Linked DNA regions of Mus musculus: all the other regions are linked to region 3. The links are chromatin loops, found by intact Hi-C in ENCODE. Cell type or tissue: gastrocnemius. All regions are shown on one strand. Links, peaks and the distances in the headings refer to the core of each region. The heading gives the core; the rest is flanking DNA. Region 1 has its middle 11 kb from the start of Gm30373. Region 2 holds the start of Pdzd3 (PDZ domain containing 3). Region 3 overlaps Gm10687 (predicted gene 10687).

Evidence for each region. Hi-C counts contacts between places; a loop is a spot of excess contacts. Peaks named below come from ENCODE experiments on the same cell type or tissue, not always from the same donor. Only the 100,000 strongest peaks of a DNase experiment are listed, where the experiment ranks them.
Region 1: a loop joins it to region 3, with 7 times the contacts of the local background. A loop is called at or near these places in 7 of 42 quality-filtered maps.
Region 2: it touches region 3 in a loop (2.2-fold over the local background); 16 of 42 quality-filtered maps call a loop at or near these places.

Annotation. Positions count from the first base shown.
Region 1 is chr9:43,980,576-43,990,248 of GRCm38, reverse strand. No RefSeq gene overlaps it. Among named protein-coding and RNA genes, the nearest start is that of Gm30373, 11 kb to the right of the region's middle. In gastrocnemius, for the core only: a CTCF peak has its summit at 5,437 (motif pointing left); DNase peaks (open chromatin) are centred at 1,200, 5,445, 5,662 and 5,952; H3K27ac peaks cover 4,161 bases.
Region 2 is chr9:44,244,308-44,253,980 of GRCm38, reverse strand. It overlaps Ccdc153 (coiled-coil domain containing 153), which reads right to left. Exons shown (of 7, transcript NM_001081369.2): 6 at 8,139-8,269; 7 at 6,675-7,224. The coding sequence ends at 7,096. Pdzd3 (PDZ domain containing 3) reads left to right here and starts at 2,517. Exons shown (of 11, transcript NM_133226.2): 1 at 2,517-2,541; 2 at 2,956-2,983; 3 at 3,125-3,198; 4 at 3,519-3,730; 5 at 3,949-4,138; 6 at 4,234-4,370; 7 at 4,542-4,746; 8 at 4,938-5,134; 9 at 5,219-5,425; 10 at 5,550-5,750; 11 at 5,965-6,669. The coding sequence starts at 2,526. The coding sequence ends at 5,994. Nlrx1 (NLR family member X1) reads left to right here. Exons shown (of 10, transcript NM_001163743.1): 10 at 442-1,268. The coding sequence ends at 763. In gastrocnemius, for the core only: a CTCF peak has its summit at 4,298 (motif pointing left); DNase peaks (open chromatin) are centred at 3,361 and 4,295; H3K4me3 peaks cover 941 bases; H3K27ac peaks cover 1,358 bases.
Region 3 is chr9:44,121,072-44,130,744 of GRCm38, reverse strand. Gm10687 (predicted gene 10687) reads left to right here. Exons shown (of 2, transcript NR_152189.1): 2 at 5,452-6,977. Among named protein-coding and RNA genes, the nearest start is that of Gm10687, 8.6 kb to the left of the region's middle. In gastrocnemius, for the core only: CTCF peaks have their summits at 4,542 (motif pointing left) and 6,218 (motif pointing right); DNase peaks (open chromatin) are centred at 4,544 and 4,998; H3K4me3 peaks cover 814 bases; H3K27ac peaks cover 4,005 bases.

The sequences.
Region 1 (9,673 bases), core at 624-8,623, 140 kb after region 3:
TTTGTTTCTCTGTTTGTGATCGGCAGCTGGCGGGCAGGGCTGTGGGCCGGAGCTGGTGTGGAGTTCCGTCTTCACATCTGGAGGATTGCAGGGGTATGGAAAGATGAGAGTGTATGAAAGAATTGGGGTACCTGTGGGTAAGACTGGTGTCTCAGACAAATATCAGCAAGTGAAAATCTGGGGCACCCTCCTTCCATGGGTGGCAGATTCCAGGCTGCCCCATGGAGATCTTAGTAATTTGGAAGAAAGGGGGTTCTGGGTCAAATTTTGAAAAACATCATGCTTGAGAGGCTGCCTGAGGAGAGAATCTGGAGAGAAGTTAGGAGAGGGATATGGGGGAGGAGGAGAACACCAGCCACTGCAGGGGTGGGCTGAGGGTGTGGCCACACTGCTGACAGTGACAGGCCAGTGGACCAAACTGCAGAAGACCAAGGTGCCCTTCAGGCGGCAGCAGGGAACGGAAGGGTTTAGAGGGCACTGGGCAGGCCGTTGAGAGGATTCAAGGCCAAGGGAATGGTGTTGTGTGCTGGTTCCATGTGGAACGGAGAGAGCTCTGGCCTGAGAGAAACTTCCATGCCAGGAGGCAGGAGCAGGCAGGGGTCAAAATGTTTCATGTGGCCAAGGGGTGCAAAGTGGGATGCTGGGAGAGCTCTGATGCTGAGTTAGGGGGAGGGGAGTGCTCTACATTAGGGCAAGGAGGGAGGAGGAAGAAAGCCACGAGGAAAACCTTTGGTTAGAAGGAGAGGGGGGGGCATTACAGAGATGGCTGAGCTGGTAAAGACATGCTTGTATCGATGGAGGAGGACATGAAGTGGGTGGGGCATATCCTGTCTCTCCCACAGGGCCTGCACCCTGGGGCTGTGTTTGTGTGTGTCTCAAAGAGACACAGGAGCTGGACCTGGCCGGTTAACATGGGCGCTGACTCAGCTTTCTTCCCGGATTTGTCGTCTGTGTGGTCCATCTGCCCCCTCCCCCAACCCCAGTTATATCTTGTGTTTTTGATTTGGTCCCCTTAATAAATGGCTGGGAAAGGAGAATGGAATTCAAACCACATCCTGGGGTAATGAGATCTTTAAGGGGCTTTTCTTCCTTTTTTCCCCAATGCTAGAACCTGCTCCCTGCCCTCCTTGGAGAGACACAGATCTCTGATTGCCTGATGAAATCCAGTTCCATTTCCAAATAGAACTCAGCTGGCACAATCCCAGCAGCGGGTGCGAAAGCTTTGAGGAGAGCAAGAGAGTCTCTTGTGATCACGATGGAATGGCCACAGGCTGGTTCTTGGGGAGAGTGTGGCCAAGCTGGAAGGAAAGAGAGAGGATTTTCATGGAAAACCTGGCAGATTAGCATGCAGGCCTCTGGTTTTCATCCTGGAGTATGCAGAAGGCTCAGAGCTAACTGTGAGAGCCCTCATGCTGGGTGGGAGAGGTCAGGGACCAGGGTCACACTGCCCAGGAGATGGCTGTCTAGGATGCAAGTCAGATTCCCACTCTGGGGCCAGGGTGGAGTGTGGGTGTGCTGGTGGAGAGTGGGGTGGGGAGCAGTCTGAAGCAGGTTACAATCTGCTCTCCCGAGCCTCCTTATGGCCACTTCCCTTTGGCTTTAGTGACTGGGCTGGGATCAGTGCCTGCCACCCACTTACTGGGGATGAGGACTGGGGTTCCTCTCCAGCTAAGAGTCCCCTGACAGGGTCTAGCTCTAGCTCCTGGCCTTTCATCCTGGGACAGCGGCCACCTTTCTCTACTTCTCCTGACCCTGGGCTACTGCTTTACTGTGAGGTCTCTAAAGGTTAAGTTCCTCAGATAGCATCCCATCAGCCCCTATAAGGAATGTACACGGGCAAGGAACAGGCTCCTCCTGTAGCTGCCTCTCCAAAAGCTATCACAGACCTGCACCTGAAGGGCTTCTCCTTGCCCACCTGTGGCTTCTGTCCAGGTAGAGCTGAGGACCTCGTCCTGCCTATTGGAAACATTTGTGTCGCCTTCTCCACAAATCATGGTAGAGGCTGGAGTCCTGAAACTAGGCTCTCCCAGCTGTCCTGGGCATGCGACAGGAAGAGGCGTGACTAGAGACATGTGTGTTCTAGTATGTGGGTGTGAGCTTTCCTGTACCCTCAAGCAGTGGCTGTCTCCTGGGTTGGCTCAGTTCTCTGGAGCTAACGACATGGAACCCGGATACTGCCATACTCCACCTTGGTGATGATGGACTGAAACTGATCCCATAAGCCAGCCCCAATTAAGTGTTGTCTGTGCAAGAGTTGCCTTGGTCATGGCATCTGTTCACAGCAGTGAAACACTAAGACACTTCCCCTGTGGACACTCTAGAGGGCTTGTGTTTGAATACTTGAGTGGGGATAGAGGTAGGAAGGCTGAGCCCTATCTCTTAGGGACAGCAGGGGAATCTGCCACGTATGGTGGGGCAGACAGCCTTTATACTCAGCCATCCTTCATCTGCCACTGGACAGTTGTGCCCTCACCTGGATATGCAGTCCTACTAAGAGGTCCTGTCGCACTTCTGCAGTGACTCCCAGCTCTAGTCTTCTGCCTTAGCTCAGGTCCCCGAGTGCTACATATAACATACTTTTCCAGATCTCCTTGGCCTGGTACTCAAGACCCCTACTCAGACACGAGGGTTGCCCATGGCCAACTTTCCCTTCTGATACTTTCAGTCATACCCACTGACCTCTTCCAGTCTAGAAGACCTTGGGTCTTCTCTTGTTTTGCACCCCAGAGAGTGTACAACCTGGCACCTGTCCCATCCCTCCTCCCCTCGCCACTTCACCCCTCCTCTGCTCTACAAGTCACTCTTGCCTATGAGCATGAACTCCATGTTGCTACAACCCTATCCCCTTTTTAGTCCTCCCTGTCCCCTCTCTAGTCCTCCCTGTCCCCTCTCTAGTCCTCCCTGTTCCCTTTCTAGTTCTCCCTGTACCTTCTCTAGTCCTCCCTTCCCCCTCTCTAGTCCTCCCTTTGTCCTCTCTCTAGTCCTCCCTTTTTCCCCTCTCTAGTTTTTCCTATCACCTCTCTAGTCCTCCCTCCTATAGCTCTCATTTGGGCATGCATAGCAGTTTCCTCCTCAGAGCACACCCTTTCCTGTGTACACTCTCTGCTATCCTTGTGGCCTCCCTGGTGGCCTTGGGGCCACAGCTTTGTGTGGCTAGGAAACAAATGCTTTGAACACATTGAGCAAAGTTTTGCTGCTTCCCTGGGGCTGAGCAAGGGCAATAGTGGTACCTGCTTGGAGTCCTTAACAGACTGGATTGTGTTCTTCCCACCAATGCATTCGTTCTACCAACCCCAGGTAGACCAGCCAATACTTGGCTGTGCTTGGAGGTGGCCCTTTGAAAGGGACATCAATGCAAACTGAGGACAGATGGACAGGCCCTAATCCAATATGACTGATGTCTAACCCCAAGTTCATCTTGGGATCCTGACATGAAACTGAAGTTTAAATAGAAGGAGTGACGTGGTTCTGCCCAGCAGGGACTCTTCATTGTCTCAGCTCGGGAAGACATCTCTGAGAGACAGGATCTTCCTCTGGCTTGCTCCAGGGCCCCAGTCTTTACCTCCTTCCAGCACAAGCTTCTGGGTTGTAATTCTAATTTACTGTGGGACCGTTGTTTCGTTAGTAAGATGGGCAAGGGAGGGGCAAGAGCGTCCCTCTAGAAAGGATCTTCAGTCATGCCACTCTGGCTGCAGTGTCCCCAGGACAGCTTGGAGTTGCACGGGGGGTGGGGTGGGGTGGGTGGGGGGGAGGGATGAGGGCACTGCGGTCCTTTGAGGTGAGGGTACTGGGAGGCGTAGACTTCAGGGCAGGGGTGGAAGGCTGGAGTCAGGGAGGCAGAGGGGACAGGATGATGTATCTGGTTGAGGGCTATTGGGTCATGCCATCCATGGCCACACACTGCACATATATTAGTGACAAGATCAAAATTGTCTTGGGTGCCTAGAACTTTGGGTGCCTGAAGACACTGAACTCAGCAGAGGGTAGGGACTGTAGTAGTCAGGGTTCTCTAGAGGAAGAGAAGGACTCTCTCTCTCTTTACATACATACATATATATATATTATATAATATATTATCTATATTACATGATATATAATATGTAACATATTATATATAATGTTATCTATACATCTAATATACATATATATAGATATATTAGATATACATATATGTGTATATATGTATATTCCATATACATATATATGGAATTACATGGAATTTATTAGTTTATATGGAATTTATTAGCATGCCTTGAGGCTGTGGTCCAGCTTGTCCAACAATGGCTGCCTACCAACAGATATCCAAGAACTCTAACACCAGTGAAGGAGAACACTTGCCTGTGAGCGTTTGAACAGGCAGGCAAAGAGCAAAAGCGTCCCTTTTCCATGCCTTTTGTATAGGCTGCCAATGGAAGGTGTGGCCCAGATTTTAGGGTGGGTTTTCTGACCTCAAATGATCTGGACTTAGGGTGGGCCTTCCGACCTCAAATGATCTAATGATTCAATCAAGAAAAAATCCCTCACAGATGTACCCAGCCACTTGGGCTTTAGTTAATTCCAGATGTAATCAAGTTGACAACCAAGAATAGCCACCACAGGGATCTACCTCAGTAGTAGGGCAGCGACCTAGATGTGCAGGACCCTGGTTATATCCCTAAGACTCCGGGAACAGAACCAGGAGAGGGCAGTGGATGGATTGGCTAAAGGGCAGGAGGAAGTTCAAGGCCATTTGGGAATTAAGGCTAAGCTGTAACCATGGCTATGGCTCAGGGGGAAGAGAAGAGTCATGGGAGGGAATCTGTCCAAGTTTTTCCATCTGCAAAATGGGTAATGGCTATAGACGCTTGTCTTAGAGATGACAAAGTGTATTTAACAATATTGCTGTGTCACTGATGTAACAAGGGCAGTTCCACAGGGCTTGTCCCCCTGCTTTACATTGGCTTATTAACAGCTCTTTCAAAGATGTGACCACATTACTAATTGCATCCTGAAGCCACATGGTTCTGTGAACGCAGCCCTGGGTGGCATTGTTTTTAGCCCTGTAGACTGCTGCTGAACATGGGGTCAGACTTGTGTGGGGCATGCTTTGAACCCAAGGATTCATCAAGAAGAAACCAAAGCCTGCTCTAGGCTCAGTGCATGTCTCAGACCCCAGACCTGCGTGTTGTTCCCCCCTTTCAAGCAAACGCAGGGGCCATGCCTGGTATGCCCAGCTTCAGACGGTAATAATGAGCTAGGCTAGGGACAGGTAATGTGGAGTCCAAGAACTAGATTGAGGACATCCTGGGGCAAGGAAAGGACACTCTCCAGCTTAGAGTGTGGAGGTTCTTGGTCCTTAGCCTCCTACAGACTTGCCAAAACCAGGGAGTCTGATTTGACCATTCTGAACCACCAGGCTTGTGAGCTTTCTTGGAGCAATGGTGCCCTCTTGTGGTCTTCTTTGCAATTGCAGACAGTGAATGTGACAGCTCAGTGCTGCGGGAGAGTCTACCCCACCATTTCCAGGGTGACAGTCCAGTCTGTTTTTTATACTTGGATGTCCTGGTGCTGTCTTTGGTTGCCTTGGTATGTCCTTGTTCCTCGTTTGTGTCATCTTTGTCCCTGGCATGTCTGTCTCCTACTGGTGTGGGCTGTCTGTCAAATATCTCTTCCCATCAGCCTCTGTCCCGCTGCCAAATTCTTTCCTGCTGTCTCTGGCTCTCCCTACCCTGCTCTCTGGTGTCTGTGTCCCTAAGCTGGGGTCATGTCTGTTCCCCTCCAGTTGGAACTGGTTTTTGAGAATGCAGGCTTAGCTGCTCTCTCCAGAATGAGTCAGGAGCTCCTGGAGGGACGAGGGCTCAATTCCCAGCTCTTGCTGACCTCAGAGAGGGTGCACAAGGGCAGAGGAACTGGCTCAGCCGGGGACTGGGACAAGAGATTTTCCAAATCATGTTTATGGGGTGGGTGGAGACATCAGGAGTCATGGGAGAGGAATGAGCAAACTAGATGTGGCCTGCCTGGCACTGTGCCTGTCCCCCTCCTCCTCTGGGGAGGGCCCAGCATGTGCTACCCACTGCGAGGGGTTGAGCACGGCTGCTTGAGTTGAGCTCCCTATCTACTTAATTGTCATCTGGGTCTGCTGTGCCTCAGGGCCTTTGCACAAACCCCTTTCTGACAGTTTCTATCTGATGCTTTACCTTTGAAATCATCTCTTCTGTGAAGCCTTTCCTGATTTACAGTATCTGAGATGAGCAGTGCTGTACACCTGGCTAATAGCTCTTCTTCCCTACTGTGTGTCAAATGCTGTATTATCAAAGTCTGTCCCTTCTTGGCCCTCAATAAATACTTCTAAGAGGATGTCCTAGAGTCTCTCCTAGTCCTACCAGAGGTTACCCCTTCCTGACTCCTCCTTTCCCTCTCTGCATATATATATGTGTGTGTGTATGTACATTTTTGTATATATGTACATATATGTATATCTAAATATATGTATATTTGCACATATACACATATACATATATGTATTGTATATATTTGCACATATATGTATATATGTACATGAACATGCATTAATGCATATGTACACAGGGTGGATGATGCTTTTACAGCTGTGGCATCTGGTCCACGAGCTGCTCATTTGCATCATGTAATAAGGCTTATGTCTAAGTTCATTACAACTGTATTAGGAGGGAAAATTCAGTTCTTCAGTCCCAATAGACACACTTCAGATGCTCAGCATCCATGTGGGCTAGAGATGGTGGGGCCCAGGGGACAGCACAGACACAGAACACTGGTGTCACCCCAGGAAGTTCCATTAGTCAGCACTGTCAAAGAACAAGCTTTGGAAAACATCCTACTCCTGGATTCTTTCCCACTGTGACGAGAAGGAGGAGGAGGAGGAGGAGGAGGAAGAAAAAGAGGAGGAGGAGATCTCCATGTGTCCAGCTCAGGATCTGAGGGATGGGGCATCTGATAACATGCATTGTTGGATGGCTCGATGTATGGTATGTACATGTAGATATGGGTGGATATACATATATATGGTTATATGTATGTATATATGTGTATATAAATGTACAGATGTATGTATATATGTACCCATGTATGAATACTCGTTCCTGATTTCCTGTATTCCTGAAACTCCTATCCATAGATGCCCCAGGTTGGAGCAGCAAGCAGTGTTGCTTCCTAGCTAGTTAGTTTTGTCATTTGTACACAAATTAGAGTCACCCGGGAAGAGGGTAGCTCACCTGAAGAACTGCCTCCATTGGATTGTCCTGCGGGGTGTCTGTTAGGCATTTTCTTAATTTCTAATGGTTACAGGAGGGCCTAGTCCACTGTGAGTGGTCCTTCCCTAGGCTGCTGCTAGGCATGGGCTGTATAGGCCATCACCCCTCTAGATGCTGGCCATCATCCCTCTAGATGCTTGCCATCTGAGGCAGTCTGGAGATGAGAGCAGTGAGTTGGCCCTGCTCCTTGCCAGCTACAGCACTTGGGAGAGTGGCCCTGCCTCTCCACTGGGCTGACTCTGGAGGCAGGGTGTGGGTGAGCTAGCCCGGAGAGCATGAGAGTGGGAGAGCTGAGTCTGCTTCCTACCAATGGCCATGTGGCCCAGCCAGAGCAGTGCTGGGGAACCCTCCCTGGTGGGTGGTGCAGATAAGGGAGAGCTGGTATGCTAACCAGCTTAACTCCCACCCAGGCCCAGATCCAAAATCTACATCATCTGTGAACTGCTGGGGCATGTGGAAGGGCCAGTCCTGCTGATCCAAGGGTGCAGCATCTCCATGACACTGGGCAACAACAGGACGACTGGGAGGAGTCACGGTGAGGGTCTAGTACTGATGGTGTTTCAGAAGCCTCGAACCAGACCAATGACTCATTGCGAGGAGCATTTGCAAGTGAAGATGTGTGGACAGAAGAGTATACTATGGGACACACTGACACACTACAGCTTCCAGGATAAGATGTTTTCTATGCTTTTTTTGGTTAATTTTTTGCTTGTCTGTTTGTGTGGTTTTTATTTGGGGGGGGGTAGGTTTTGAGGGCAGAGGGTGGATGCAAGGGGGAGATGAGTGGGACTGGGGTAGATGATGTGAAAAAGAATCAATAAGCCGGGCGTGGTGGCGCACGCCTTTAATCCCAGCACTTGGGAGGCAGAGGCAGGCGGACTTCTGAGTTCGAGGCCAGCCTGGTCTACAGAGTGAGTTCCAGGACAGCCAGGCTACACAGAGAAACCCTGTCTCGAAAAACAAAAACAAACAAACAAACAAACAAAGAATCAATAAAAAGTTAAAAAAAAAATACAAAGTGAGTTCCAGGACAGCCAGGGCTATAGAGAAACCCTGTCTCAAAAAACCAAAAAAAAAAAAAAAAAAAAAAAAAAAAAAAGTTAAAAAAATAATACACTGGTAAAAGCTATAGAGGAAGATTAAAAAAGAAAGGAAGGAAGAAAGAAAGAGAAAGAAAGAGTGAAAGAGAAAAAGAAGGAAAGGCAGCCCAGCAAGCCAGGGGAGAGAGCCAACAGGCATCCTTGCTCCAGGACTTTACGCAGTTCTGTCTCGGTTTCCCTCTGTAGCTTGCTTTCGGTTAGTGCTTTTTGCAGCAGCAGAGAAGCAAGCTGAACAGCCAGCAAGCTGGCAGGCGAGTGAGTGCCCTTTGCTCTCTACAGGCACTCCTGCTTCTGCAAATGAGCAGAGGGCTGTTCATGGCCTTTGTTTGAAATGTTTGACTTAGGGTGGCGGTCAGGGCACGTGGGGGATGTAAGTGCTTACCGGTCCCTGCTGTTAATGACAGCAGGGCAGCACAGGAGACTCCAAGCTGAGCAGTATCACAGGATGGAGGTAGCCAAGGTGGCTGGCATCAAGGAGCTTTCTCTACAGACCTGAACCCGAGAGGCACTGAGATGCCTGGAGAAGGATGGGGTAGCCTCGAGGCCAGAATCCAGTCCAGGTCAGGGAAGAAAGGAGCTGAGGCAGGCCTAGGGGAATCCCTAGCCCTAGCAAAGCCTTCCTAGCAAGTGGGTCTGGACATCCTGGGCCTGATGCAGAGGAGGTGGGAGCTGAGCAGTGCTCTGTCCATCCCCAGGGGCTGCTCTGCACTCAGTCCTGGTCAACCTTATTCTGCTATGGCTGGCATGGAGGGAAGAGTAACGCCGATGAGGGGAAATCTGCCTGAGTTCACCACATATATTTACTCAGAAGCATGTTTATACAGATGCGCATACCTACACTCCATCACAAACACACCCCTACACACACACACACACACACACACACACACACACACACACACAGGAAAATGTGTACGCATACTCTCACATGCATCCACAGACATATACAGGTGCAAACATACATATCTCCCTCCTAGAACTTTAATGGGTCCTTGGCTAACCTATGTTATTGTTGAAAAGTGGCCTCAAGGAGACTGGATTTGGTCGGGGCCTGTGCTTCAGGTGAGCCACACCAACGTGAAGAGCCAGTGGGCTGGAGTGGGCTTTAAGACTTGGCAATTCTGGGAAGATAAGAAGCCCCCTCACCTGCCATGGACCCAGGGACTGGGAGGAGAGGGTAGCAGTGAACCAGGTCTTGGAACTGGGTGGCTTTGAGAGGTTGGTGAGTGGGAGTTGTCATGTTCAGTGACAGTGAAGGATGGGTGACACGGGCAGGCAACTTCTGCCACTGTCCTGTTGTTCCCA
Region 2 (9,673 bases), core at 888-8,887, 120 kb before region 3:
TCCTGGTCTCGTCCCAATCTGCTTGTTGCTTCTCTTTAGTGTGTTCTTCCTACCCTGGGGGTGGCATGAACCTACTCTCTGTATTCCCTTTTTGATCCTAGTTTGCTGAGTGCTGAGCTAACCCAAGTCCTCTGTCCATTTCTACCACCATTTCTCCCAGGACTGCTGTCTCTGGTCACACCATGTTTCCATCAGCTTCTACCTCTGCCTCTGGCTTGTTGCAGATTCTTTTTGTGATGCTAGGGAGTGAACCCAGGGCTCTGTGCATGCTAAGCATTCTACCACCTGAGCTTTTTCTTCAGATCTTACACATGCTTGGCCCCTCCCATTCCGCAGCCTGCAGGGAATTGTAAGGCTTCCTGGCTCTCTGCCTATCCACCTGGGGCCTTTCTTCTCAAAAACCCTTGATGAATGACATCCTCCCATCTCTTTCTTCTCCAGCCTCTACTTCAATGAGCTGAGTTCAGAGGGCCGCCAGGTCCTGCGGGATTTGGGGGGCTCTGGTGAAGGTGGTGCCCGGGTCGTAGCCTCGCTGACAGAAGGGACGGCGGTGTCTGAGTACTGGTCAGTGATCCTTAGTGAAGTCCAGCGCAACGTCCACAGCTGGGACCCGCTCCGGGTCCAGAGGCATCTCAAGCTGCTGCTCCGTGATCTGGAGGACAGCCGGGGCGCCACCCTTAATCCCTGGCGCAAGGCTCAGCTTCTGCGAGTGGAGGGCGAGGTCAAGACTCTTCTGGAGCAGCTGGGAGGTTCTGGACACTGAGACAGTGACTGCTGTGACAGAGCTGTGGGACCACTGGCTCCCTCTGTGGCTTCCTGGCTTGTACAACTCCTTCCAGAAAGATCCCTTTAATTCTGCGGTCAAAGCAATGGGTGAAACTGTGCTGCCCCCACCCCCAACAAGTCCAGCCTAGAGTTCCCAAGGTCAAATGCGGTGAATTGATGTTGGACTTGGATATGGAACATGTCACTTCTCCCTTAGCCTAGAAGGACTAAGGGTATGGCACGTTAGTGGCCACATTGCCCTGTGATGCCACCGCCAGTCTTGCCTCTTCCTCCTCTGATTGTGTTTGCTATGCTGGGGGGTTCTGCCAGCCAGCAGATGTACTGGACAGCTCTCCATCCTGCCTTACGCTCACCTCTGGGCACAGAGTGCCCTCACACTGGTGCTTTCCCAGTCTCAAATGCACAGGATCGATGGCTCCAAGGCTACTAGGGACAAGTGGGCCCACCTTGCTGCTATTAAAAAGCCGTGTGTCTTCCACCCCTGTGGTCTCCACTTCCTTGCCTGGTGCTTCCAAGAAAGGGCTAATCTGGTTTACCTTCTACTGCAGATGGCCCCTGGCCACCAGACTCAGGCAGTAGCGTCCTGTTGCTGGAGTTCTTGGTGTTAATGCCTGGCCACTTGCATCCCCATCAAGCTGAGCTCTGCCACACATGCTCAGTAAGCTAAAAAGAGAATAGTGAAAAGGCAGAGAAGAAGGGCTGGAGAGATGGCTCAGCAGGTTCAGATACGCCTTGCTCTTCCAGAGGACAGTAATTGAATTCCCAGCAACCACATGACGGCAGGGGTGGGGTGGGGTGAGGTAGGGAGTGGGTGGGGATGGGTGGAGGGTAGGGGGTGGGGATGAGTGGGGGGTAGGGAGGTGGGGATGAGTGGGGAGATCCAATACTCTCATGGCCTCTGTGGAGCAACTGTACCTTCTGCCTCTCTCTCTCTCTCTCTGTCTCTCTGTCTCTCTCTCATCACTCTTATTCACACATGCATGCAAACACACACACACACACAAATAAATGAACAAAAATAAAGCTTAGGAAAGCAGAGAAAAGAGATTTGTTTGAGGTGGTCACCCTGGGAAAGAAACAAATAAATAGGTCTGGTGACAATCCCAACCCAAGAGCTCATCTTTCAGGGTGCACCCGTGGACTTTAGTGTGCTGAGCAGTCCCATCAGGACTGAGTGATTGTTCCAGTCCATCCATCCAACTCCGTGGTCTGACAAATTGTCCAAACTTCATGAAACTTCTTCTTGGCAGACAAGTTCTGGCTGGCCTCGGGGCTTCATCTTCTCTCTTGCCCAGTTTAAGATTCCTGAAGGAATTCCAGTCTTTGAGATCCATCGTTTGAATAGTCTGATAGGCAAAAGGAGAGGCTCAAGAATCTTTAGATAACTTTGTTGCTGGAAGGCCCGGGTGTGAGCGCCTGGGATGGGGTTGCTCTTGCTGGGCCTTCGAATTCCTTTAACCCTTCATACCTACTGCCCCCAGCTTGAGATGACAGTAACCTGCTTTTTGTTGTGCATAAGAGCAACTGAGCGTCGTAAGAGGTAGGGCGCAAGACCTGGGGGCAGAAGGAACTTACACTCGCACTTTGCAGAGAATAAGTCCCATTGCTGTTAACCATTACCCCAATGCTTCCTTGCAGCGTCTTCAAGAAGGCGTGACTCGGGAGGGGGCAGGTGGGAGGGTCAGCTGGTTATAATGAACCTTGTCCCTACTCTTAAGTCCTGGGTCAGTGATCCAACTATGGAGGCAGCTGCAGGTAGGAAGTAAGGCGATATCCTTGAAAGGGGACTTTGGGGTGGCGGCAGAGGGGGCAGATTTGGAATCTCTGGGTCTAGAACACACTTGCTATCGGGGCTTGGAGCCCTATAGGAATAGGAATGAGGTGGGCTTATAGATCTATCTTCCTGGCCCACACCTTCTGCTGATAGGCTCAGATTTATGTTCCACAGTACTGGGGGAGGAAAATACAGGGGAGTCAGCACCCGTGTGTGTGTGTGTGTGTGTGTGTGTGTGTGTGTGTGTGTGTGTGTGTGTGTGTGTGTGAAGACAGAGAAGCAGAATGGAAAGGGGTTGGGTTTCTCCTAAACCTTTTTGGTTTTTTATCACGAGAGTCCCGTCTCTGGGTGGGGTGGGGAGTGTGTCTCTCCTCTCACTCTCCTTTGTCCCGCAGATCTTCGGGACACGGCCTTGTTAACTCTGTAAGTAGTCTGAGGGCTGGAGAAGAACAACTGAAGGGGGTGGGGGGGACGACTCTCAGCTGGCAGCAGCACCTAAAGTAGAATCTGGGACCCAAGTCCAGCTCCCAGCACCTCTTATTTGCCTCTCCTGCCTCCTTATAGGAAGTTTAAGTTTAATCCAAGGCTGGGCATTGACAATCCTGTCCTCTCCCTCGCTGAAGACCAGGACCAATCTGGTAACCCCCTCACCCTTGGCAACTGTTTCCTTTCCCTAGAGACACTAGGGTGCCACACAGCCTCCTATCTCCTTGGTAACTGCTAACTGCCTCCCTCTGATATCAGTAACTAAGCAGAAGTAGAGGGGGAAGACATCCCTTTGCTTTAGCCTCCCAGCCCACGCAGAGTTCATTCAGCTATAAAGCCCGCCCTCTCACTGGCTGGAAGCTGACCAGCGCTCTCACAGGAAAGCAGGGTCTGCCAGTCTTTTGATGCCCCTGTACCAGGGCTGTGCCCCCTCCTTCTTTTTTTTTTTTCTGCTACCTGTCTCCTCCTCCAGATCCCTGGAACCTGCACCGGCCTCGCTTTTGTCTGTTGAGCAAGGAGGAGGAAAAGACTTTTGGGTTCCATTTGCAGCAGCATCTAGGCAAGGCTGACCATGTGGTGTGCAGGGTCGATCCGGGCACCTCAGCCCAGCGCCAGGGTCTCCGGGAAGGAGATCGGATCCTAGCGGTGAACAATAATATTGTGGCACATGAGGACCACGCGGTGGTGAGGCTGGGCTGGGACTCCTCGTGGTACAAAAGAACATTCCATAGCACTTCATGGGCCAAGCCTCACTCTCCTCAGACCCCATGATTTGGAGGTACCTAGGGAGAAAGATTGAGTGAAGGCAACTACAGACGTGGGTTTCACAGTGAAAACGCACGTTCTAGGGGATCCTGGGATTTCAGAGGGCCAACCTTTTTCTCCTGTGTCCCCTTTTATAGGTAGTGCGCTACATCCGGGCCAGCGGTCCCCGGGTATTGCTGACAGTCTTGGCACAACACGTGCATGATGTGGCGCGTGTTCTGCAGGGGAGTGACGCTTTCCTCTGTCCTACCCTACCCTCGGGGGTCAGGCCCCGGTTGTGCCATGTAGTAAAAGATGAAGGCGGCTTTGGCTTCAGCGTCACCCACGGTGAGCTTAGGGCCTGCTATGGGTGGGCAGGGTTGGGGAGCTTAGCTTCGGTTCTAGGTAGGCAGCAGGCTGGGACTTACTTTTTCTGCCTTTAGGAAGTCGAGGTCCTTTCTGGTTGGTGCTCAGTGCAGGAGGAGCTGCTGAGAGGGCAGGGGTGCCCCCTGGAGCCAGGCTGCTGGAAGTGAATGGGGCCAGTGTGGAGAAGCTCACATACAACCAGCTCAATAGGAAGGTAGGGCTTCCTGCGGTGACTCCCTACATGAACTCTCCCTCCTTACCCTCTTCTTTTCCCTCTAGTTTGCATGAGGCTTGCCCTCATTCCGGGTCCCCGGGAGGAGCTAGATGCCTGCCTTTCTGTCCCACACAGATGTCCCATGCTTACATTCTTGCTCTGCCCTCACAGCTTTGGCAGAGTGGAGATCAGGTGACTCTGCTGGTGGCAGGGCTGGAGGTAGAGGAACAGTGTCACCAACTAGGAATGCCTCTTGCTGCACCCCTGGCAGAGGGCTGGGCATTGCCCGCCAAGCCCCGATGTCTAAACATAGAGAAAGGACCTGAAGGCTTTGGGTTCCTGCTCCGGGAGGAGAAGGGCCTGGATGGCCGACTTGGTGAGTGGCAGCTCTGGGGGTTGGTAGGAAGCTGGACGATAGGCTGGCCATACACATTCAATTGTGCTTCTCAGCATCCATGAGCGATGCCCCACAGCCCCCAGCGGCAGCTTTCCATGCACTGTAGAGTTAGTTCCTGGGAGAGCATGGGCGTGAGTCAGGGGAGAGCAGTGAAGATGTCTCTGTCCCAGGGCAGTTCTTGTGGGACGTGGATCCAGGACTACCAGCTGACAAGGCTGGGATGAAGGCTGGAGACCGCCTGGTGGCTGTGGCCGGGGAAAGCGTGGATGGGCTGGGCCATGAGGAAACAGTGTCTAGAATCCGGGCACAGGGCTCTTGTGTCTCTCTCATTGTCGTCGATCCTGAGGCTGACCGCTTCTTCAGCATGGTATGTGACTGGGTTGGGGAGAGGGCAGAAATGGAGCAGGGCTCAGGTGCCACAGGTTTTTCTCCCCCCACCGTACCTCCCCAGGTACGCCTGTCTCCCCTCCTCTTCTTGGAGAACACTGAGATTGCTGCTCCTCCTCTGGCAGAGACCAAGGATCTTCCGGTTGAAGACACAGTTGAGCCTTCTGGCCTTGCTGGCTCCTGCCAATGCTTCTTGTACCCGGGGCCTGGAGGTGGCTATGGATTCAGACTCTGCTGTGTGGCCAGTGGGCCTTGTCTTTTCATCTCCCAGGTGACTGATGCACCATGTGCCTTGGAATCTACCCATCATTCACCACCTACCTTTCTCTGCCCCCCAGTCTGCCCAGCCGTAGAACACCTAACCAATACTTTTGTGTATCCCCTTACACTGCCAGGTGACCCCAGGAGGCTCAGCTGCCCGGGCAGGGCTGCAAGTGGGAGATACAGTTTTGGAGGTGAACGGATATCCTGTGGGCGGAGACAGTGAACTGGACAGGCTTCAGCAACTGACTGAGGCTGAGCCACCCCTCTGCCTGAAGCTAGGAGCTAGGAATCCGCAGGGCTTAGAAGCCTGGATTTCCTTGGAGTCTGGAGAGGTGAAGTCAAAGAGACAAATGGAATTATGAGAAGGGCAGAGAGGAGGGCTAACGGGTCGAGCTGTGTGAGATGTGCAGGAGGGAACCGTTGGTCATAGGAGGTGGGGACAGAAGGATTGGAGGACAAAGTCCTATTCCTGAGCAGAGCATGTTGGGGCAGGAAAGTGAACTCTTCTGGTTTGAGACTGACTCCCCTTGTTCTCTCCGTATGTAGGACTGGACTCTGGCTTCAGAGTTGCTATAGGACATCCCTGTTCAGCCTAGCTTACCAGCATAGACTTGCCTAGTAGTTCTCCTGCCCTCGCTCTGCACCCTGAGGTGGAGGGAGCTGGGAACAATCTCTTGAAGTTGGAATTGGGAGCTGGAGGATTCAGAAACCACCAATCACAGGACTGCCAGGGACCTTCTCCTTTCTCATGAGCCTACCTCCAGCAGAGGGGTGTGGACAGAGACCGAAGGCGGGCTCCACAGGGAGCCTGAGACGCCACAGGATGCTATATGTGGACATTTTGGGGAGCTGTGCGCCAAAGATGCAGTTCTGCTCAAGAAGATGACGCTGTGGAGCCACCGAGGATTGAAGCCATGGAGAACATAGGTTAGATGTGGCTCTGTTGTCATCTGGCAGAAGGATTGATTGGAGGTGTATCTTCCTTCTACTGTGGATACCTTAGAGTCTTGGGAGCTGGTTCTTGGCTATTGTAATGTCCTGGTACAGCCTTTCCCAGCTGGCTGGTGAGATAGCTTAAAAGGTAAAGGTGCTGGCTTCTAAGCCTGGCAACCGGAGTTGACTCACCAGAACCACACGGTAGAAGAAGAGAACCAGCTCCTGGAATTTGCCCTCTGACCTCTTTGTGAGCACTTTAGTATACATACGCTACTGTCCAAATAAATAAGTAAATGTATGTATATGTATACAGACACACACACAGGATTTGTGTTTTATTGGTCAGGAAAAAAAACCAAGATTGGTTTGGTTTTTCAAGACAGGGTTTCTCTGTACAGCCCTGGCTATCCTGGAACTCACTGTAGACCAGGCTGGCCTTGAACTCAGAAATCCGCCCGCCTCTGCCTCCCAATTGTGTGAATTAAAGGTATGCACCGCCGTGCCCATTTAAGCCAAGATAGTTTAAAGGGACCAAAAGTACTCCAGGCTTAAGGGAATGGGATCTAGTTTCTGCAGGAAAGGGTTTAGAACATTGTCTACTTCTTACCACTCAGTGTTTAGGACAATGGGTCAACCCAGAACATAGATGTCCTCACTGCCAAAGGCCATAATCCATAGTTCTATTGAATTCTACATCAAGTTGCTTTATTGATAGGGCTTAGGGATTAGAGGCCAGCGGTTTCAAAGATCCAGGGGGTTGAGACCAAATTGCCGCAGTTGCTCCTTGAGTCTGGTGTGGAGTCTCAGCACATTTGCATCCCAGTGAGGCTTGACCACTCTCAGCTTGGCCAGTAGACAGTCCAGGTTGTCCTGTGAACACCCAGCTTTCAGCTTCCAGGGAGGGAGGGGACAGTGAAGGTTGCCTTAGGTTCTTCGGCTTGATTACTAAGAGTTATCCACCAATGGCTTCCCCTCCCTCCCTCTCTCCGTCCCTCTCTACATTCCTTCCTTCCTTCTTTTTGTAAGATAACCTTGCTTTGTAGTCCAGGCTGGTTTTGAACTCAGAATTCTCCTGCCTTAGCTTCCCAAGTGCTAGATTTCAAATGTGAACCACTATGCCTGGCTGCTGCCCTGTCCCTGTCCCTGTCTCTGTCTCTCCAACACTTAGGATTTAACCTAAAGCCTTATACATGCTAGACAAGTACCATGTCTCTTTCTAATTTTTATTTTGAGATACAGTCTCTTACTGCCTGTGCTGGCCTTGGGTTTTGTGCCTAGGTTGGCCTTGAACCTATGGTTTGTCTGCCTCATTCTCCTGAATAGCAGAACTATGAGCCTGTGCCACTCCTTTCTTCCCCTCTCCCTCCTTCTCCACACTCCTCTTCCTATCCCCCGCCCCACCTCTGTGTCTGGAATTGAACCCATGGCCTTGCATACTAGGCTAGAGCCTAGAGCAGTACCATTGACTTATACCCTTACTCTGATATATAGTGACACTGTCCTGACACTATATAACAAAGTAATCCCCTGATTATTACTGAGCCTAGATCTCACTGTGTAGCAGGTGCATAGTACATTGTAGCTCATCTTGGCCTTGAACTCAAAATCTTCCTGCCTTAGCTAACCAAGTACTGGGATTACAAGTCACTGGTTCTGTCAATGGTTGGATCTTTTGTTTACACTTAGGACAGAGCATGGGGTCGTGGGTCATCACACTAATTGGAGGCATAGGGATGGTAGGTTATGAGATAATTAGAAGATGGCCGACGGGTAGTGGCGCTTACATGCAAGATTTCCTCATATTTGGCCTCCATGTCTGCCACGTGGGCATGAAGCTGAGCCAAGGTTCCATCTTGCTTTCTGAGGGCTCGCTCAGCCTCTTCCTTCGCTGTCTTAGCCTCCCTTTGGCATGTTTCTAGGGAACAGGGCAGAAAGGTAAAGGAGATAGGACAGTGACACTGTATACCAAGAACAGTAACCAAAGGTGTCTAAAGAGGCAGCTTTACAGAGGCCGTTACAGACTCCCAGGGTCATCTTCTTTCCTGAGGTCTCTCTAGACGTTCTGAGGCATGGCAGGGTGCATAGAGGTCTTGAGACAGAAGATGTGTCCAGAGTCTGCTGCTTAGTATTTAGACAGTGTGAAACAAGTCTCTCTGGATCGCCATGTCTTAAATGTTTGCCTTCGTTTTGTTTGTTTTGTTTAAGACAGGATCTCATGTAGCCCAGGCTGGCCTTAAAATCCCCATGTAGCTAAAGATAACCTTGAACTCCATATTGTTTTACCTCTCCCTTTCAGGGTTGGTATTACAGACTTGTACCACCTAACATGGTTCAGTGTTCAGTTTATCTTTATAAATTTATTTATTTTTAATTTTACATCTCAGTTTTTAAAACAACTTCCTCCTCCTCCTCTTCTTCCTCTTCCTCCTCCTCCTCCTTCCTCTCCCCCTCTGTGTGTGTGTGTACACATGTGTGTGTGTGTGTGTGTGTGTGTGCGCGCACACGCACGTGTACACTTGCCTGTGATGTCCAGAGGAGGGTTGGATTTCCTAAAGCTGGAATTATGTTTTCGAGTCACCATGTGGGTGCTGGCTCAGGAAGAGCAGCCAGTGTTCTTAGTCACTGAGCCCTTTCTCCAGCCCCTTCTTTATCTTTAGAGGGAAAATAACATACATCCCTTGTGTTTGCTGTGACCTTAAATGTGGAAATGGACGACAAAGCACTGTATATAGAAGGGGCTCAGTAAATGTTGACTGTAAATTTGAAAGAAGGCCAAGGCCAGAGATGGATGGAGTCCCTAGCCTGTATAAAGCAGTTCACGAATGTTTATATCCAAACCAAAGATATTTTAGGATAAGAAAACTTTGAAATAGGATGTGATGGCTCACACCTAGAACCTGACAACTCAGGAGACTGAGGCTGGAGGATCACTGTGAGTTCAAGGCCACCTTGGACTTTTGAGAAATAAAAAAGACTCAGGAGGCTGCTGCTCTTTCCCAGGACCCGGGTTTGGTTTATACCACTCACATGGTGGCTCAGAACCATCCATAGCTCCAGCTCCATGGGATCTGATACCATCTTCTGACCCTTTTGCTCTTTTTTTGTTGCTGTTTTTTGGTTTTTGGTATTTTCGAGACAGGGTTCCTCTGTGTAGCTCTGGCTGTCCTGGAACTCACTCTGTAGACCAGGCTGGCCTTGAACTCAGAGATCCACCAGCCTCTGCCTCCCAAGTGCTGGGATTAAAGGTGTGTGCCGCCACCACCTGGTTTGACCTCTGTTTTCTTATCTGGTTGGTCTACTCATTGATTTAGCAAGTAGA
Region 3 (9,673 bases), core at 1,014-9,013:
CTGGGGAGGGGGCTGGATGGTGGGATTCCCACCGCCTGGCTTTCCCATGTACTGCTGGGTCTGTTCCCAGGCTCCCAACATTCCAGGACTCCCCTGGGAACTTAAGGCCTCTTCTCTTGGCCCCTTCCTTGCCGTAGAGTTGGGATGTGGGGAGGCAAGTATGAACGAATCAGGATATTTGTTAGACTATGAACCCTTAAAGCCAACAAGGCAGCAGTGATTGAGGTATGTTGACAGGGGTCGTGGCCCTTCCATCCTGCTCCCAGCCCTTATGTGAATATTTAGACATTAGACTGCCACTCTTGTCCCTTCTGAGCCTGGGGGTCTCTCCTTGTGGAACAGTCCACAGGCCCACTTCGCAGCGTCCAGGGTCTCTAGTGCACAGAAGCAGCCGAGGCGGGAAGGCGCTGCAGCAGCCCGAAGCTCCGAGGTCCTGCCCAGGGGATGCCGAGGGGAGGCGGGGCATCCGGTCGTCCTCACCAACCCAAACATTACCAAAAATGCTCAGGCGGCTCAGTCGAGTTGGGAGGGGGACCATAGGACTCTCCGGAAATCTCGAATCCGGTCTCAGAGTCTTTCCCAGCGCGGTACTGAGCGGTGATTCAGTCGGTCCTGTCACTCCTCTGAAAGGGCGGGGTCAGGTCCCGGGGGAGAACGGGAGTGCGGTGCCGCTGTGCCTCAGGGTCCAGGGTAGAGTGGGACCCCGCGGGCAGGATTCTGCCCAAGCACCGGGTCCCAGCAGCGGGCTCCCTGCGCAGAGCAAGTCAAGTCACTGGTGAAGTCCTGGATCTGAGGCTTCTAGGTTCATACCCTCGTCCCATTTCCCGGTCCCCAGCTTAAATCTGGGGTAAGGAGGATGTAGGGGGCCCAGGCCGGATGCTGGAAGTTTATACCTACTCCCACCCCCAGGAAGTTTCACATCCTCTCTCCCAAATACCACCACCCAGGGGGAGGAATGTCCCCAGAGGGCTGCTTAAGTTTGACTTTGCATTGTCCTGGAGGCTGATAAGCTGGGGAGCTTGTGGGAAATCCGAAGTCACATTCTGCTGGCCCCTGTGTTCTCGGAGGACGTAACACCCTCAGTCCTTAAGGCTGTCAACCCAGAAAGGGACCTGACAGGGTTGGGATCTTACGGTAGTTGACTTGAGAATAAAGGAGATAGACAAGGCCCACCTGCTGGCTTCCCAGACTGCATACCTAGACGGTGAGAATTCTGGTTTCAAGTGAAAAACAAAACCAAACAAATATTATAAGGATGTTTTCATTTTAATCCCAGATATGGGATATGGGACTGCTTCAGATTGTCCATAGCTGCTAACTATGATTTGTCTCCTGCTGTAGCAGGGGTGTGGTTTTGCCAACAGCAGATAGTTTCTGGGGACTTTTCAGAGGGTATATAAATCCCAGAGCCCAGAGAGACAGGGTGGGCTATGGTTTAAGTTGTCTGGTGCAAAGAAGGAAGACGGTATTAGATATCCTGACTCCATAGCTCAAACTCTCCCTAAGGAACTCTGCCCCTGATCAGCAGGAAGTAGTCTATAAAGTCGCCCCTTCTTCTTCCCCTTTCTCCTATCTAGTGTTAGGGGGTTGAAAGTGTGGGAAGGGGGATGGAGAAGGGTGGAAGGAAGAAGAACCCACAAGAAGCTAACACCCCGCTACTTTGGGCCACCAGGGGAGCTTCAGTGGATCATGGGATTTGGATCCAAACTAGCCGGGGAGGTGCAGACCTGCTTCTCTTGCAAGCATCTGTCCCGCTGGAAGCCGTGAGGGCTCAAACACTGAAGGAACTGGTGGTCTTGAGACCAGCTTACTACCTAACAGAACCAGGACAGAGTTCTGAGGGACAGAAGGAGCTGTGCTCTCTTTACAGGGAACTTTACAGCCTAGAACTTTTACTTAGGGGTCACTTTGGTGAGCCAAGTTTATCTTGATCTTTAAAAGAGAAAATGAGAAAGGGTGGGTGTACTTGAACAGGCCTTTCGTCCCAGCATTTAGAAGTGAAGATAGGAGGATCATGGTTTTGAGGCCAGCCTGGATTTATATAGTGAAATGTTATCCTTAAAAGAAAAATTAGCATTTAGCTGGGTGATAGAAGCCAGCTTCCTATTTTAATTCCACTCCTGGGGAGGCAGAGGCAGGTGGGTCTCTGAGGTCAAGGCCAGCTTGGTTTACAGAGCAAGTTCCAGGACAACCAGAGTTGTGTTACACAAAAACACCTTGTGTCAAGACTCAAAAAAACAACAACAAACTTTCAGAGGAAACTCTGGGCAGCATAGCCCATGCTTTCCTGGTACTTGGGAGGCTGAGGTAGGGGGCTGAGGCTAGCCTGGGCAAGATTTCAAGACCCTTTCTTTTTTGTTTCTGTTTTTGAGACAAGGTTTCTCTGTGCAGCCCTGGCTGTCCTGGAACTCACTCTGTAAACCAGGCTGGACTTGAACTCAGAAATCTGCTGCCTGCCTCTTTAATTCAAGACCCCCCCTTTTTTTTTTAAAGATATTTATTTATTATATGTGTACACTGTAGTTGTCTTCAGACACTCCAGAAGAGGGCATCAGATTTTTGTTATGGATGGTTGTGAGCCACCATGTGGTTGCTGGGATTTGAACTCCGGACCTTTGGAAGAGCAGTCGGGTGCTCTTACCCACTGAGCCATCTCACCAGCCCATAAATAAATCTTTTTTAAAAAATTAAATTTTGTCTTGATTGGCCTTAAACTTCCTATGTACCAAGGATGGCTTTGCACTTCTGGTCTTCTAGCCCTGGTGCCCTGAGTTCTGGTATCATAGGCATGTCCCACCTTGCCTGTTTCATGCAATGCTGTGGATCAAACCGAGACTTCGTGTGTGCTGGGTGAGCGAGCATCTGCCAATGAACTACAATCCCAGCAAGCAATGAGGGTCTGAAGAAAGGTCAGTCATGAGAAGAGCCAAATTAAAGGCTGAACTCTGTGGACTCAAAAGAAGGTAGAACAGGGACTCAGAACAGGGAGTGCCAGAGCCTGGTCCCGGGACCTCTGCCAGCCAGGAGAGTCTTTCTGGAACCGGGGAGGTATCAAAGAAAAGCCAGCTGTCCAGAAAGGAACAAGGTCAGTGGGGTGTGGTGGTGTGCACCTGCAGTCCCACTGCTTGAGAATGGGACTTGAGAAGTACTTGGGAATGCTGGAGAAGGCCAGAGATGCTGCCTTGCTGCAAGTTGGAAGTCAGCCTACTCTACATAACAAGATCCTCTCTTAAAAAAAAAAAAAAAAAAAAAAAAAAAAGCAAGGGCTGGCCATTCCAGGCAGGGGAAATGGCTGCAACAAAGAGAGAGGGAGGGACGGAAGCCAGGGTGATTGCACAGACTTGTAATCCCCCAGCACTTAGGAGGCAGAGGCAGGAAAAAAAATCAGGATTTCAAGTGTCCCCTGAGGTACATGAGAACCTATCTCAAAACCAGAAGGGCCTGGCCTGGCAGTGCTCGCCAGTATTTAACCCCAGAATTTGGGAGGCAGAAGCAGGTGGATCTCTGAGTTCAGAGCCAATCAAAGCTCCATAGTGAGACTCTTGACCTAAAGACCAAACCCAAAAAAAAAAAAAAAAAAAAAATTTCAAAAGAGAAACAAAGAGGAAGAGGGCAGAGAGCAGGGCATGTTCATTGCCAATTGCAGTTCTATGTGGAAATAGTTTTTTGTTGTTTGTTTTTCGAGACAGGGCTTCTCTGTGTAGCCATGGCTGTCCTGGAACTCACTCTACAGACAAGGCTGGCCTCGAACTCACAAGAGATCTGCCTGCTTCTGCTTCCTAAGTGCTGTGATTAAAGGGGTGCCCCACCACTGCCTGGGTTCTGTGTGGGAAGTTTGTTGTAGAGGGTTCACCGGAGAGGACCTCTCAGACATGGGTTAAGCCAATAGATAGTCCCTATTAGCTGGCTAGTAATATGTCTGTTGTTTGGATACCAGCATAGCCCTGAGCCTTTCTCAGCTTTTAAGCACAAAACCCATGTCCTGGGTTGACATACTTCAGTTAACAAAACAGCCAAAAGCAGTACTACAGAAACCAAAAAGCAAGGTTAGTACATTTAGAGGCTTTCCCTGAATTATAGGCGTTGATGGACTAGGTCTGTTTTCATTTTGGCAGGTGGCGCTGTCTCTGTGTTGAGTTTTATGTCCTGAATGGCATTTCCCTCACGGAGTCAGTTGTGCTAAGGTCTGGGACCCTGTTACAAAGTTTCCAGGCAGCTGTCTGGCTAGAAGGCAGTTGAGGAGGAGGGGACCTGTGTTGTCATTCTATTTGCACTGCAAGCCTTCATTTATTCCTAATATACATGTTTACTGCAGCAGAAAATGTGGGTTACACTAGGAATGCTTATGTGAACAGGGAGTGTTACGTGGCTAGCTAGTGTTTCCGATGAGGCAGAATTAGGTTATGGGGAAACACCTTGGATTTCAAGAAAAGTTAGGCAAACCGAGGAACGACTGAAGGCTTTTGAGCAACAGCAGAATAATGCGATGAAAGGGGACTTGGCATTACACTGGTGTCTTGAGGTCTTCGTGGCCCAAGAGCGCCCCCTAGTGCTGCTCATTTGGATTGTTCTTTCATCTTATGGAGTAGGTGGGAGAATTCAGGCCTGGAGTTTAGGATTTCAGAGTTACAGAAACCCAGGCTTTCTGGGTCCGATTCTACTTTTTAATCCTGAGTGGCGACTCAACACTGTAGCAAAATGAGATGACAGAGGAGATTCGAGGTACAAAGTGGGCATGGCATGGGGGAGGCCCCCTTCTCTCTCTAATCTACCCTGTGCCTTTGGAACGGAGTCCATTAGAGGGCAGCTAAGCTGGTGGAGAGTGGGGGAGATGGGTGTGTGTGTGTGTATGTGAAGACAACGTCCCTGCATTTGAGAAGCGTGGATTCATAATGAGACAGGCAAGTACATTTATAATAAAACATGCCAAACACTGGGAGCAGACACATGCGTGAAGCAGCTGCTGCTAACAGCCGCGTGGGCCCAGGGCAGCCTCCTGGAAGTGTGCCACCTAGCCTCATTCTGAGGGGCAGTGGGGTGTGCTGCTTTGAGGGTGGCCAAGCACGCTCTGGGCAAGGGACTGTTGGCCAATGGTCATCATCCTGTGAGGGAGGAGGGATGTTAGTGAGGGATAAGGCTGGGTTACAGGCGATTTGTTAATGGTGATAAATTATTAACATCAGCAGGGCATAAACAGCATGGTTTTAAGGAAGGGAACAATACCCCCAAGTTGCTTTAAATCCATTAAATAAGTCCAGGCCCCAGCGGGCCAGAACCAAAGAAGGCTTTGCTTTCTAAGATTCGATTTCCCTTCAGACTCCCTTCCCTCCCTTAGATGGTGGAAATTGGAAATGTCTGGAAGGCAGTGTCCAACATCATATAGGGTGTAGCCTTGTTTTAGCCATTTGTCCCTGGCATGTGACTGAGGGTGTTTGTTTGTTTGTTTTGCAGCCTCTTCTGCCTCCCCCACGTCCACACAGAGAGAAATCCAACCCTTGGCTGAGGCCTGAAAGAAGACCTGCATTCACGCCGCGGAGGGGAGTGCTGCTCAGCTGTCAAAAGAACAAGCCCAGCAGAGGCAGGGTCAGAAGGTCCTTTCCTCTCCCTCCACCCTTTTGTTTCCGTTTCCTCTCCTCTTCTCCCCCTCCTTCCTCCATGCCTTCTGTTTGTTTGTTTATTTGTTTATCTTTTGCTCTGTGTGTTTTGAGACAGGCTCTCCCTTTGTAGCCTATGCACACCTGGAACTCCCTGTGTAGTCCATGGAAACGCTTCTGATTCGGCCTCCTAAATTCTTGGGAAGATGGACTGCTGGGGTGGGGCACTTGCTGCTAAGCCTGAAGACCTGAAATCACTCTCCGGAACTCACGTGGTAGGAGAGAGAGAACCAACTCCTGAAAGTTGTCCTCTGACCGCCACATGTAATGGGGACACAGGCAACTTGTCTAGTAGGCCTATGTATACAGCTGAGTGTTTGGACCAATCATGGCCATTTGTTTGGGCCAAACCCCCGTCTTGCCAATTTTTTTTTTTTTTTTTTTGAGACAGGGTTTCTCTGTGTAGCCCTGGCTGTCCTGGAACTCATTTTGTAGACCAGGCTGGTCTCGAACTCAGAAATCCGCCTGCCTCTGCATTCTGAGTGCTGGGATTAAAGGCGTGTGCCACTACACCCGGCTCCATCTTGCCTCTTGGCATCATGAAATTCCTCTAGTAAGCCACCAGGGGGAGTGTTCCACCCCTGTCGCAGGTGGAAATGGTTGTAGGGTCATCTAGAGATCATCAAGGCTTGGTATAGTGAAAATTCTGATACCTCCGGGAGCTTAGGCAATTGGCTGCAGTCTTTGTGTAGTTACCTCTGTCAGTGTTCTAGATTGCTGATTCTGACACAGGATGATCTGATGGCTGTGAGATTTTTGCTCCAGGGAGTCAGGGAGAGCTGATGTAGTCATGCAAACTGTCCCAAGCCTAATGTCTTTGCTAAGTAACAGGAAAATGGTCACTGGTAGGAGTGTTCACATATACACACATAGAACTTATTAACAATAAGAGTGATTTTAAAAAATGATTTACGTATTTATGTTATATATCTATGAGCACACCATTGCTGTCTTCAGACACACCAGAAGCGGGCATCACATCCCATTACCAATGGTTGTGAGCCACCATGTGGTTGCTGGGAATTGAACTCATGACCCCAGTTAAGTGCTCTTAACTGCTGAGCTCTCTCTCCAGCCCACTAAGGATGATTTTTAAAACAGATTGAAGAGAGTTCACCACCTGCTCAATGCCCCAGAGAGTGCTGAGTGCTCCTTATACGTGCCAGTAGGAAATCATCAAGACCTATAGAATAGCCGGGCGTGGTGGCGCACGCCTTTAATCCCAGCACTCGGAGGCAGAGGCAGGCAGATTTCTGAGTTCGAGGCCAGCCTGGTCTACAGAGTTCCAGGACAGCCAGAGCTATACAGAGAAACTCTGTCTTGAAAAACAAAAAAAATAATAAATAAATAAAATGTTTTTTAGGGGCTGGAGAGATGGCTCAGCAGTTAAGAGCACTGACTGTTCTTCAAAAGGTCCCAAGTTCAAATCCTAGCAACCACATGGTGGCTCACAACCATCCGTAATGAGATATGATGCTCTTTTCTGGGGTGTCTGAAGACAGCTACAGTGTACTTACCTATAATAAATAAATCCTAAAATATATTTTTTAAAATTTGTTTATTATTGTTTTGAGACAGGGTTTCACTGTGCAGCTCTGACTCTCCCAAAACACACTTTCCTATGTTTTGTCTGAATATATACATGTGTACCATGTATGTGCTGCTGTCTGAAGTGGTCAGAAGAGGACATTGGATCTCCTGGAACCACCTATGGAGTCATAAACTGTTGGGAGCACCCATGTAGGTGCCCTTTATTTTTTGAGACAAGGTCTCAAACTTATGTAGTCAAGGGTAACCATAAACACTGGAATCTTCCGTCTCCTGAGTGCTATGATTATAAGCAAACGCTACCAAGCCAACTTTAAGATTTATTTGGGGGTGGTATTGGGGGTGTTGTTTTAAGGCAGGGTTTCTCTATGTATCCATGGCTGTCCTGGAACTCCCTCTGTAGGCCAGGCTGGCCTTGAACAAGTTTTTTGTTTGTTTGTTTGTTTTAGGCAAGATAGCTTAGTGGGTAGAGAGGCTCCAACAGACTATCAAAGTGTACTTATGTGGGAGGCTAATACAATTACAAGGCTAATACTAAGATTGCCTCAAGTTTGAAGCCAGCCTTGGTTACATAGTGAAACCCTGTCACAAGACAAAATAAAAGTAAATGTAAGTACTCAAAAATCCATGGTGCTGCTGGGTGTGGTGGCACACTCCTTTAATCCCAGCACTTGGGAGGCAGAGGCAGGCGGATTTCTGAGTTCGAGGCCAGCCTGGTCTACAAAGTGAGTTCTAGGACAGCCAGGGCTATAACAGAGAAACCCTGTCTCAAAACAACAACAACAAAAAAAAATCTATGGTGCTTTCAGTAATACCCAGGGAACACTCTGCTCTCACTTTGTAACATCAATCCACACTTCTCTTCAAATGTGTATTTATTGCTAGAGTGAGGGATCCAGTAATCCCAACACTCAGGAGGCCAAGTCAGGAAGACCAGCAGTGCAAGGCCAGCCAGGCCTATATAGTGAGACCTGATCTCAAAAAGAAAATACAATTAAAAACTTGAACATTGTACTGGCTAGTTTTGTGTCAACTTGACACAGCTGGAGTTATCACAGAGAAAGGAGCTTCAGTTGAGGAAATGCCTCCATGAGATCCAACTGTAAGGCATTTTCTCAATTAGTGATCAAGGGGGAAAGGCCCCTTGTGGGTGGGACCATCTCTGGGCTGGTAGTCTTGGTTCTATAAGAGAGCAGGCTGAGCAAGCCAGGGGAAGCAAGCCAGTAAAGAACATCCCTCCATGGCCTCTGCATCAGCTCCTGCTTCCTGACCTGCTTGAGTTCCAGTCCTGACTTCCTTTGGTGATGAACATCGGTATGGAAGTGTAAGCCAAATAAAAATAAACCCTTTCCTCCCCAACTTGCTTCTTGGTCATGATGTTTGTTATTTATTATATGTAAGTACACTGTAGCTGTCTTCAGACACACCAGAAGAGGGTGTCAGATCTTGTTACGGATGGTTGTGAGCCACCATGTGGTTGCTGGGTGAACTCTGGACCTTCGGAAGAGCAGTCGGGTGCTCTTACCCACTGAGCCATCTCACCAGCCCCAAACGTACATTTTTAAAAAGAAAAAAAAGTTGTAACTTTAATTTTTCCAAACTTTATTTATTTTTTTAAGGATTTATTATTTATTATATGTAAGTACACTGTAGCTGTCTTCAGACACTCCAGAAGAGGGAGTCAGATCTTGTTACGGATGGTTGTGAACCACCATGTGGTTGCTGGGATTTGAACTCTGGACCTTCAGAAGAGCAGTCGGGTGCTCTTACCTGCTGAGCCATCTCTCCAGCCCCCCAAACTTTATTTTTAATGATGCTTTTAAAACACTTTAACCTCCCTTGTAGCCCACCACCCACCAGAGGTAGTGGAAAAGAAAGGATATGAGGTGTGGAGGAAGAAAGTGGACCTGTCTAGAAAGGTTCTTTGGAGCAACTCTCATCTGTGTCTGGAAATCGGCAGTTCAGTTCACAGGTTAGTAGCGGCAACTTGTGTCACTGGCAAATACTCCACAGATACACCAGCAGTCCAGTTCAACAGAGCCGGGATAGTAAACACGAATCGGCAGTGGAGTCACTACCTAGCCCAGACAGCCAGGCCTCAAGGGCCAGCAGGAACGTCAGGAGAAGTTCTCAGCTGTGCCTCTCTCAGTGAAGCAAAGATCAGTGAAGACACGAGACTAACAAGCATTGCCGAGCTTGCTCTATAAGCAAGCCTAACTCAGCCCCACCCCACTCCACCCCACCCCACCCTGTCACTATCCATAGAGTCCTTTTGCATTCCCTCCAAACATCATGTGTCCTCCAGTCTTGCCTCCACATGTGTGTCTTGCCTCAGCACATGCATCTGTCTCAGCTGACATCACTCTGTCAATCAACGCAAGCCCAAGCAGCCCATCGCTAGAAAGTTTTTGGTGTGTTTCTCTCTAAGGAGTCTTGACAAATGGAACTCCATTATGCAATGTAAGGCAGAC